Regions from separate parts of the Homo sapiens genome. Here region 2 is linked to region 1. The links are chromatin loops, found by intact Hi-C in ENCODE. Cell type or tissue: psoas muscle. All regions are shown on one strand. Each heading gives the region's core, and the rest is flanking DNA. Links, peaks and the distances in the headings are about the cores only.

The links. A loop is a pair of places that touch in the nucleus more often than their neighbours do. Peaks named below come from ENCODE experiments on the same cell type or tissue, not always from the same donor. Only the 100,000 strongest peaks of a DNase experiment are listed, where the experiment ranks them.
Region 2: a loop joins it to region 1, with 2.7 times the contacts of the local background. A loop is called at or near these places in 2 of 110 quality-filtered maps.

What each region holds. Positions count from the first base shown.
Region 1 is chr7:43,472,028-43,477,538 of GRCh38, reverse strand. All of the region lies in intron 16 of HECW1 (HECT, C2 and WW domain containing E3 ubiquitin protein ligase 1), which reads right to left. Among named protein-coding and RNA genes, the nearest start is that of LUARIS, 48 kb to the left of the region's middle. In psoas muscle, for the core only: no CTCF peak of the experiment used is centred there; no DNase peak of the experiment used is centred there.
Region 2 is chr7:43,719,157-43,724,386 of GRCh38, reverse strand. All of the region lies in intron 1 of COA1 (cytochrome c oxidase assembly factor 1), which reads left to right. Among named protein-coding and RNA genes, the nearest start is that of COA1, 7.8 kb to the left of the region's middle. In psoas muscle, for the core only: a CTCF peak has its summit at 2,974 (motif pointing right); no DNase peak of the experiment used is centred there; H3K27ac peaks cover 338 bases.

The DNA.
Region 1 (5,511 bases), core at 337-5,336:
TGACGTCAAAAATACAAGGAAATGGAATGAGACTTAAATGGGAATGGGAAAAAACAAAATGCATCAACATGCTTTTTAAACACACAAGTGTAAGCTAACCTAACAAATATTAAAAATAGACTTTTCATTATTCAAATACATGCTGAGATGTTTAGAAATTAAATTAAATAGGTTCCTTATATTTGTGTATCTGTGGCAATTGTTTAGTATGCATTTCTAAAAGTTGAATTAATTACTTGGTTAAAGTTAGAAAAATATTTATGATTATTGATCCATACTAATAAACTATCTTCACAACAGTTGTCCAGATCTATCATGTTACCATTAGTTCATGAATCTTCCTCTTTATAATGCTCTCACAAATACTAATTTTGAAAGAACTCTTAGAAATGTTAAATGGTAAATAATGATGAATTACAATTTCCCAGGGAATCTACAAAAGAAAAACATTTTCTCATGGGCTAATTAGTCATTCCTTCCTTAGTGTGTTGCCTGCGATGTCTGTTCCCTTTTTTGCTATTGTTGTCGGGATGTTAAAGTTTTCTTATTTATTATCCAAGTGCTAAGTTATACATCTGCTTTCAAATTTGCTTTTGATATTTGTTTGCTTTATTTTCTAATACACTGAATTTTTAATATTCCTATGTATTCAAATCTCTCAATCATTCCTCTCCAGGGGTCAGTTAAGTGTTTAACTATATTTTTCTAGCTTTAGTTTAGGTGAGTTAATCGTTAACACTAAATCTTTACCTTTCTGAAACTTATTTTGGTATAATATTAAGTTGTAGTTTGACAGTTTTCTCAGAGAGCTCACTTTTCCAAATCATTCATTTCCTATTGTTTTATTATAAATACATTTCTTATAAATACTACTGTGTTTCAGGATATTTTATTTGCTCCAGTGGCCTGAGGCTTTTCACTGGTACCGCACTATTCCAATTATTAACATCTGTAGGGCAAGTTTCCTCTTTCTTTTCCAATATTTTCTTACATATTCTTGTCTGTTTTCATTTTTCCAGAGGAACTAATATTAATTTTATTAAGTTCCAAAAATAGTTCTATTGGGATTTTGTTTAGAATCACTTTGAGACTGCAAATGATTTCGGAGAGAATTCTTTCCTCATGATAGTTGGTGTAACCATTTCCCATTTCTGAACATGTCTATTAAAGAATTTTTTTCTTAGTACAGTTTTGTAGTTGTTTTACTGAAAGACACATATTTCTGGTTAAGATAATTTATAGGTATTTAATATTATCTGTTGCTCTTCTGAGTGTATCTTTTCCTATAATGTTTTATAACCCTTCATTGCTGGTACTCAGGAAAGTTATTATTTGTGTATTTACTTTTTGTCTGCTCATCATATTAAATGCTTCCATCAAATAAATGACTCTTAAGTATATCCTCTTGGATTTTTAATTGCAAATCATGTTAATTTTGTCTCCTTCTTTAGGAGGGCTCTTCTATTTTTACCTCCTTTTTTTGTAATATTGGTGAGTACTTCTAGAACAACGTTAAATAAGAAGTGGTGGTTGAAATCTTTTCTTATTCTTGATTTTTAAGGGAAAACTACTAGACCCGATTGTACAATAAGATGTCCACTGTTTTAAAGGAGGCTTTATTAGGTCACGAAAACATATTTACATTCTTAGTTTACCAAGAGTATTTGTTTTTAAAATATAAATGTGTATTCATCACACCTGTAATCCCAGCACTTTGGGAGGCCAAAGTAGGTGGATCTCTTGAGCTTGGGAGTTTGAGACTAGCCTGGGCAACATGGCGAAAACCTGTCTCTACCAAAAAAATACAAAAATATACCAAAAAAGCTAGGCGTAGTGGTTTTGCATCTGTGGTCCCAGCTACTCAGGAGACTGAGGTGGGAAGATTGCTGGAGCACAGGAAGTCGAGGCTGCAGTGAGCTGTGATCATGCCACTGCATTTCAGCCTAGGACACAGAGCGAGACCCAGTCTCACTAAATAAATAAATAAATAAATATTTAATTTTTATCAAGTAATTTTTAAAAAACACTTCTTAATCAACTGAAATTCCCTAATGCTACTAAGTCTTTGAGTATATCCTTTCTATATTTTATTAAGTATTGTTCACATGTATTTTCAACAATTTCTCAATGGTTTCTAAGTCTTTATTTTATTTTAAGCCCAAGAGTCATCTAGAACATTGCTTTTACTTTCCAGCTGGCAAAGATTTTGTTCTTACAATTGTGCTTAAATTTACTTACAATTCAGTTTTATTGCTATATGGCCACAGGATGTGACCTGGCTATATTCTGCTTTTTTGTTTTCTTTGCATTGTAGACTATCACCACTTACAAAAATAATCATGAAAAGTTGTCAGCTTCATTTTTGGGGCCCTTTTCCTTTTTTGTTGTTGTGGCAAAATATACGTAAAACAATAACAATTTTTAAGTGTACAGTTCAGTGGCATTAAGTATAATAAATTCTCACGGTTGTGCAACCATCACCACTCTCCTTCCCCAGCACTTTTTCACCTTCCCAAATTGAAACACTGTATCCACAAAACAATAACTCCTCATTTTCTACTCCTTGAAGCCCCTGGGAACCTCTGATCTACTTTCTATCTCTATAAATCTATTCTAGGTTCCTCATATGAGTGGAATCATAATTCTTGTCCTTCTGTGTCTTGCTTATTTCACTTAGCACAATGTCTTCAAGGTTCATTCATGTTGTAGCATGTGTCAGAATTTCATTTCTTTGTAAGGACAAACATTTCATTGCAGGTATATACCACATTTTGTTTATCCATTCATGTAAACTCTATTTCTAATAAAAGAATTAATATGTTTCATTCACATAAAGTTATATTATTTAAATCTCAAATTATTTTGTCTATTTAATCTGTCAAACTGATGGATATAAAACACATTTTCCTACTACGACTGTATGTCTTTCATCTCCTTTCATTTCTCCTTGATTTTTCTTTATTTAATATAATGTTATTATTTGGCTCATAAGGTACATGATTATTATATCTTTATTTTGCCATTGATTAATATAAAATATTTCTTTGATCCCCATTTAAGGATTTTTATTTATTTATTTATTTATTTTTTGAGACAGAGTCTCGCTCTGTCGCTCAGGCTGGAGTGCAGTGGCGCCATCTCGGCTCACTGCAAGCTCTGCCTCCCAGGTTCACGCCATTCTCCTGCCTCAGCCTCCCGAGTAGCTGGGACTACAGGCACCCGCCACCATGCCCAGCTAATTTTTTGTATTTTTAGTAGAGACGGGGTTTCACCATGTTAGCTAGGGTGGTCTCGATCTGCTGACCTCGTGATCCACCCGCCTTGGCCTCCCAAAGAGCTGGGATTACAGGCGTGAGCCACCGCGCCTGGCCCATTTAAGGATTATGATTGAAACTCCCCTTTGTATTATATTAATACATCACCACTGGTTTTTCTGTTATTGTCTTCACACTATATTAATATTTATTCTTTTATTTCTAAACTTTCTAAATCACCTCTTAGGTATGTCTTTTTGTAAACTGGATCTGTTTGTTACCAAAGCTGAGAGTGTTTTCCTTTTGGTATCTAAGTTTATCATGTTTCCACCTATTGCCATAACTGTTATGCTTGGCTTTACTTTTTTACTTTACTTACTTACTTGTTATCTTACTTTTATTATTTCCATCTTCTTTGCAATTTTTTGTGTGCTTTGTCATACAAACTCTATTTTGTTTGATTTTATCTTTTGAAGGATTTTGGAAGAGAAAAATTCTATTTTAAATGGTACAAACAGTTGCCTTTTAAGCTTGTCAGATTACCATATTTAACCTTTGTTTTTTAAATGATCCCGTTTTACTCCCCTTGAGCCCAACTAGCATAACTTTCCTTCCCCTGCTCATCTTCCCTATTCTCACTTCCTTACTTTTTTTTTTTTATTCCAGTCTGGTGATGTTGATCCAGACTGTTATTATACAACTATTCCATTTGTATTATACAACTTTTCCCATATTTTATTTAGACTTTTCCAATATGTTTTAAAGCATTTTAACAACAATTACTTTTATTTATACTTAGGTATTTGATTGATTTAAATACTCACCACTAGTCCTTTTTATACTATCATTTTCTCACTATTAATGTCGTGCTTTGATTCATTAGTGATCCATCTGGAGAATGGCTTTTGGTGTTTCATCAGTGTCTTAGTGTGTTTGTGTTGCTACACAGGAATACCTGAAACCAGGAAATTTCTAAAGAAAAAAGGTTTATTTGGCTCATGATCCTGCTGATTGGAAGACTGGGTGTCTGGTGAAAGCCCCAGGCTGCTTCCTTCCACTCACGGTGGAGGGTGAAGGGGAGCATGTGCAGAGATTTCATGGTAAGAGATGAAGCCAGACAGAGTGGGGGTAGAGGGTGGGTGCCAGGCTGTTTTTAACAACCAGCTCTAGAGGGAACTAATAAGGTGAGAACTCACTCATTGCTGCAAGGATGGCACCAGTTCTTCCTGAGGGATCTGTCCCTGTGACCCAAACACCTTCCACTAGGCCCCACCTCCAACACTGCCACAGTGGGGATTAAATTCCAGTGTGAGATTTGAAGGGGTCAAACAAATCATATCCAAACTATCAAACTGTAACAATCAGGATGGGTAAAAGAGTAGGGTAAACTCTGATTTTGCATGAGGTTGTTTTTGTGTCTGTGGATTTCTCTAGTTTCATTTTTAGGATGGGAAATTTGAAGCTTGTCTGATTTTTAATCTTTTGTAGGTAACTTTTATATTATCATGGCTGCATATTGATAAGATTTTTAAAGAATTTCTATTTAAAGACATTCCAGAACATGTGTAGATATATAATGTATTTTAATTACCTTTACTGTAATTTAGTGAGCCCAATTAATCTGCTCACCTTAATAATTTGTTTTAAATCAGCAACATTTTAATTTTAATATTTAATTAATATTTATTTAATATAATTAACATTAATACTTAATTATTCCTGCTATACCTAGTATTCTGGTTTCTTCCCTCAGGTAACTCTATAAGTCATTGGTGCAACAGAGATTTATTGAATGCCAACTATATACTAGGCACGATTCTTGGCCCTTGATGTTTTATCAATGAGCAAAACAAAGATTTCTGTTCTTAAAAAGCTTAAAATCCTGCCACAAGAAACAGACAATAAGCAATAAACCTAATAAATGTGTAAGTGACATGGGGGAGCACATGGCCTAGGGGTCAGGGAAGGTCGTGGTATTAACTTGGATGGTTAGGACAGGCATAGAGAAGATAAGTTTTTTCTTTTTTCAGTTTTTGCATTTCTTTTTTTTTACTGTCTCCTCCACTGATTGAAATCTGGTTCCTTCCTTCTGCTTTAGAGGCTGTTTCCGTGTTCATACGCCATATCAGTGATGAGATTTCACATAGCATCAGTGCTGCTCTGTTTTATCCCTATGCTATTATTACCTTTTGCTTTTCCCTGCAATCTTAAAACAGCTATTTTCAGACTACTTATGTCTGTTTCCTCTCAGCTTGTT
Region 2 (5,230 bases), core at 231-5,230, 250 kb before region 1:
GAGACAGGGTTTTGCTATGTTGGCCAGGCTGGTCTTGAACTCCTGACCTCAAGGGATCCGCCCACCTCAGTGTCCCAAAGTGCTGGGATAACAGGTGTGAGCCACCGCGCCTGGCTGTGCTTTCAGTTCTTTTAGGTATACGTATCCAGAAGTGGAATTGCTGGATTGTAGGGTAATTCTGTTGATTTTTTTGAGGAACTGCCCGTATGCTTTAGTGTTTTTGTTATTTGCATAAAAGATGAGATTTAAAGGAATTGTGTAATTTAGGCATGGATTATCACGTTTACCTTTCCAAAGGACTATTTCCTACTTGAAGGGGTGTAGGTGTTTTTGTATTAGGACTTGGAGATCTTTGAGTTTTAAAATTATTGCAATTCAGACTAAATAAAAAGTTTATCATGGATAGTTTTCCAAATTGTAAACATCTCTATGATCCAAGATTTTTTGGTTTTTGTTTTTTGAGACAGGGTCTCACTTTGTCACCCAGGCTGGAGTGCAGTGCCATGAACATGGCTCAGTGCAGCCTTGACCTCATGGGCTCAAGTGATCCTCCTGCTTTAGCCCCTCAAGTAGTTGGGACTACAGGCACATGCCACCACGCCGGGCTAATTTTTATATTTTTTGTTGAGATGGGATTTTGCCATGTTGCCCAGGCTGGGCTCAAACTCCTGAGCTCAAGCGATCCGCCCACCTCAGCCTCCCAAAGTGCTGGGATTACAGGTGTGAGCCACCTTGCCTGGCCTTTTTTTTTTCTTAATGCTTTCTGTGTTTTTAGTCTTTTTGGGGAAATTACCCATCATGACAGACTCTAAAATGGAGGTGAGTTTGCAAACTTGTATAGTTCCAAAAGTCTGTGAATTATTCCGGTATCATACTACTGCTCCATTTGGATGCTTTGGCAATTACCCTGGTGTGCTGTGACTATTGCTGCTTCTGACAGGCAAGTTTACCTCCCTCAATGCAAATATAACCATGTCATTAGTTGAAGATTAGGAGATGACCAGCATTATTCTCTTTTACGACTGTATCATTCTTTTTTCAACTATTCTCCTGTTGTTGGAACTGCAAATTATTGTGGGTACTGCAATCCATTTGAATAGCTGTGACCTCCCAGGGATCACTGGGAAAATGTAGAAAAACAGACAACAGTGTGGCTCAACCAAAACTTAGAAAACTAAGATTGCATGTAGCTGCCAGATCCTGGGAACAGGATGGCTTAAGGGCAGCCCTAAGGGATAAAGGGTAGAGGATTATATGTGTTACACCCTTTCTACCAACCTCTCCCTCCCATTGCAACAGCTTTCATAAGGTCTCAGTTTAATATTTCATTATTACTTTACAACCCATATCATTTTATTAACAGCAAGTATATTATCAGGAGAGATGGGAGGAACTGGTATCTTAATGTGACTTTTGCTCTTAGTTTGGGTCTCTGTCATTTGGACTCTGGTGATCTTTTATCTTGTGGGCTCTTGGTGCCTTAAGACATTTGGCATTTGCAAATGTACTGGAAAGGTCCCCAGATGGACTTAGATGTTCCAGATCTCGTGGAACTTTGATGTCACTTGCATTCATAAGTGATCTAGCAAATACCAAGATTACATAGATGCCAAGCACCCAACTTTCCCTGTTTATGCACCAGCTTTTTGAGGGAGATGAAATGCAATCACATAAAGAATGTACTAGCTGGGCGTGGTGGCTCATGCCTGTAATCCCAGCACTTTGGGAGGCCAAGGCAGTCGGATCACTTGAGATCAGGAGTTCCAGACCAGCCTGGCCAACATGGTGAAACCCCGTCTCTACTAAAAATACAAAAATTAGCTGGGCGTGATGGCATGTGCCTGTAGTCCTAGCTACTCGCAGCTGGTACGAGGCACAAGAATCTCTTGAACCTGGGAGGCAGAGGTTGCAGGGAGCTGAGATTGTGCCATTGCACTCTAGCCTGGGCGATAGAACGAGACTCTCGTTTTGTCGTAGGGAAAAGCATTTCCTAGCCAGGCGTGGTGGCTCATGCCTGTAATCCCAGCACTTTGGGGGGCCAAGGTGGGCAGATCACTTGAGTCCAGGAGTTTGAGACCAGCTTGGGCAAAGTGGCGAAACCCCATCTCTCTACTAAAAATACAAAAGAACTAGCTGGGCATGGTGGTGCACACCTTTGGTTCCAGCTGCTCAGGAGGCTGAGGTGGGAAGATCACCTGAGTCTGGGAGGTCGAGGCTGTAGTGAGTTGCAGTGGCGCCACTGCACTCCAGCCTGAGTGACAGAGTGAGACCCTGTCTCAAAAAAAAAAAAAAAAAGTTACCAGAATCAACGGTGAATGTCCTAACTTTTGGTTATAGATTGTTCCTCTCATTGAAATGTTCTGTGCTAGGGGCAAAGATTGACTTCTGGTGTGCAATGGTAGTCTTTAGAAACACTTCTACATCCATATTTAAGTATGTCAGCATGCAGTATTACATTAGAATCTTTCTAATGTTTTTTGGGCTTCAAGCCTTTGAGCTATAAGTAGCAAAACTTTGAAATTTATGTGAATACTTTCACATTATAACTTACGACTTTTCCCATGGTACTGAGTATTTGTATTCTCTTACCTTGTTTTTTTTTTAAATTACCGTACAGTAAAATAAACTTTTTATATTATAAATTTTAACCCATGTACTGATTTCTATAACCAACACCATAGTCAGGATGCAGAATAGTTGCCTCACCTCAAAAACTCCCTAGTGCTATCTCTTCATGGTTAAATCTTCCCCTTACCCAAATAACCAAAACCAAAAAGTAAATGCCATTTTGTGTTTTTATTGTGGGAAGCAGTTACATTACATCCTTGCTTTTCCTCTTTATTAGGGATTTAATCTAAGCATGTTGGGCTAGAAAGGATAAAGTCAACAGTCTCTTCATTTTTTTTTGAGAAATTCATAAACTTTCTCATGCATTTAGTGTTTAGGAATAAAAACATTTGGCTAGTTATCTCTTCCAACAGGTGGCAGTGTTGTGCTATATAATAGGATTTACTAATAAAGATTGTGGCTTTTTGTCAGCTGGACGATAATTGCTGTACATTTTTTACATCAGAAAATCAAGATGGTTAATTAAGAACTGACATTTAACTATTGAAATTATTTTTTAAAGTCTATTTCAAAATTCATCTTATTCTTGTAATGTTACTAGTAAAGCAGTCTATGGATAAAAGTATTCCTTAATACATTTGTATTTGTTTTCAGTGTTTGCAGAATTATGAATTAACTCTTTCCTTAAGGTTAACCTTTGTAGCGGGAATAACTCCAGTGTTGTGGATGAATCTGTGAGTAATAGAGGCTTATCAGTGTGACTTCAGATGTTTTATGTTTCAGCCTTCTCTATCACATGTAGGAATCCCTTTATAACATCTCTGGTAGTTGGTGGCATTGATCAGTAAATGGAGCAGCCATGGAAGAAAGATACAGGTTCTAATTGCCAGCATCCTGATTGTGAAGCCTTAATGGAGATGTTCAGTGAGAAATGATGAAGAGGAAGCTTGTGAGACATTTGCACTTAGGTGACTCATAGGTTTTCGAAGCTAACCCATCCAAAAAATGGATTCTCTTTTTCTTTATACTTCCAGCAACTTAATGTCTGGCAGTATATACTTCCCTAGGGACTGGGGCTGCCATTCATCCAGAGGCTCCTGAGTAATATCCAGGGTCACTTTAAGACCTCTCAGTGTTCTCTAAATTCTACCTCCTAAATATTTTCAAATATGGCCACTTCATCTTTACCTCTCTCGTTGCACAGAACAATGATTTTTCACCTAGATATACTGCTTCCTAATTGATCTGCCAGGATATATTATTACCCCTATTTTTCACACAGCAGCCATTTTTAAAAAATGTAAAATCTGATCATGTCACTCCCCATATTTTTATTCTTAAACAAGTTTGTGAGAAAGTTTGTAAGTTTCTGAAAAAAAAAGAAAAAGGAAGGGGACCATGTTGATTTTATCCTTTCTAGTCCATCATACTTAGATAAAACGCTTAATAAAGAGGAAAGGCAGGGATGCAACATTACTGCTTCCCACAATAAAAACACAAAATTATACTGAGCATTGGAACTCTTTTTTTCCTTTTTTTTTTTGACAGAGTTTTGCTTTGTTGCCCAGGCTGGAGTGCAGTGGTGCGATCTTGGCTCACTGCAATCTTTCCTCCCGGTTTCAAGCAATTCTCCTGCCTCAGCCTCCCGAGTAGCTGGGATTACAGGTGCCCGCCACCATGCCTGGCTAATTTTTATGATTTTAGTAGAGATGGGGTTTCACCATGTTGGCCAGGCTGGTCTTGAACTCCTGACCTCAAGTGACCCGCCCACCTTGGCCTCCCAAAGTGCTGGGATTACAGGTGTGAGCCACCATGCCTGGCCTTTTACTTTTTATTTTACGTAGAATAAACCCCAAATATTTAACTTGACCCACAACATTCCTCCCTCCTCCCTGTTCTGTGATGTGGCCTCTCTTCTTTCTGTTATAGTCTCATCTCATGCCAGTTTCCCCTTGTTCACTGTGCTCCAGCTTCTCTGGTGTTCTCTTTGCTCCTTGATTGGAGGAGGTGGGGAGAATAGATTCAAGGAAACCTGTTTGTAAGCAAACATACATTTCAGGTAATGAAAACAAGGCTTAATACTATATTGAAATATGTGGGTCAGGGGACATTTTCATAGTAGTCAGGAAGCCATCCATCCCTTTGTCACTTTTCAACTCCTCAGACTGAATCTAGGGATAAATGCACACCTGAGTACAGATTCGGTGTGTGGGGAAAGTTATGTTCTAATAGAAAAGGAAATTTAGAACTCGACAGTGATTACCTGTAATACTGTTAGTTGTGGATAATCCTTTATATTTGGTAGCTCTCACTTAGTTTGACTTTATTTTTGTAATTTCATTCTTCTAGCATTTCATTATTTATTAACTTTGATTTTTCTGTATGACAGCCTTGCCTCACTAACCACTTGGACTATACAGCCATCTGGGGCTTAGAGGCTATTAGTGGCATCCCTAATAAGTAATAGTTGTGCAGTCTGTGCTTGAGTTTCTTGTTTCCAAGGCAGTTCATTCCTGCTGGAGATAGTTTTATTTATTAAGAAGCTCTTCTTGGCCAGGTGTGGTGGCTCATGCCTATAATCCCAGCACTTTGGGTGGCTGAGCTGGGCAGATCACTTGAGGTCAGGAGTTCGAGACCAACCTGGCCAACATGGTGAAACCTC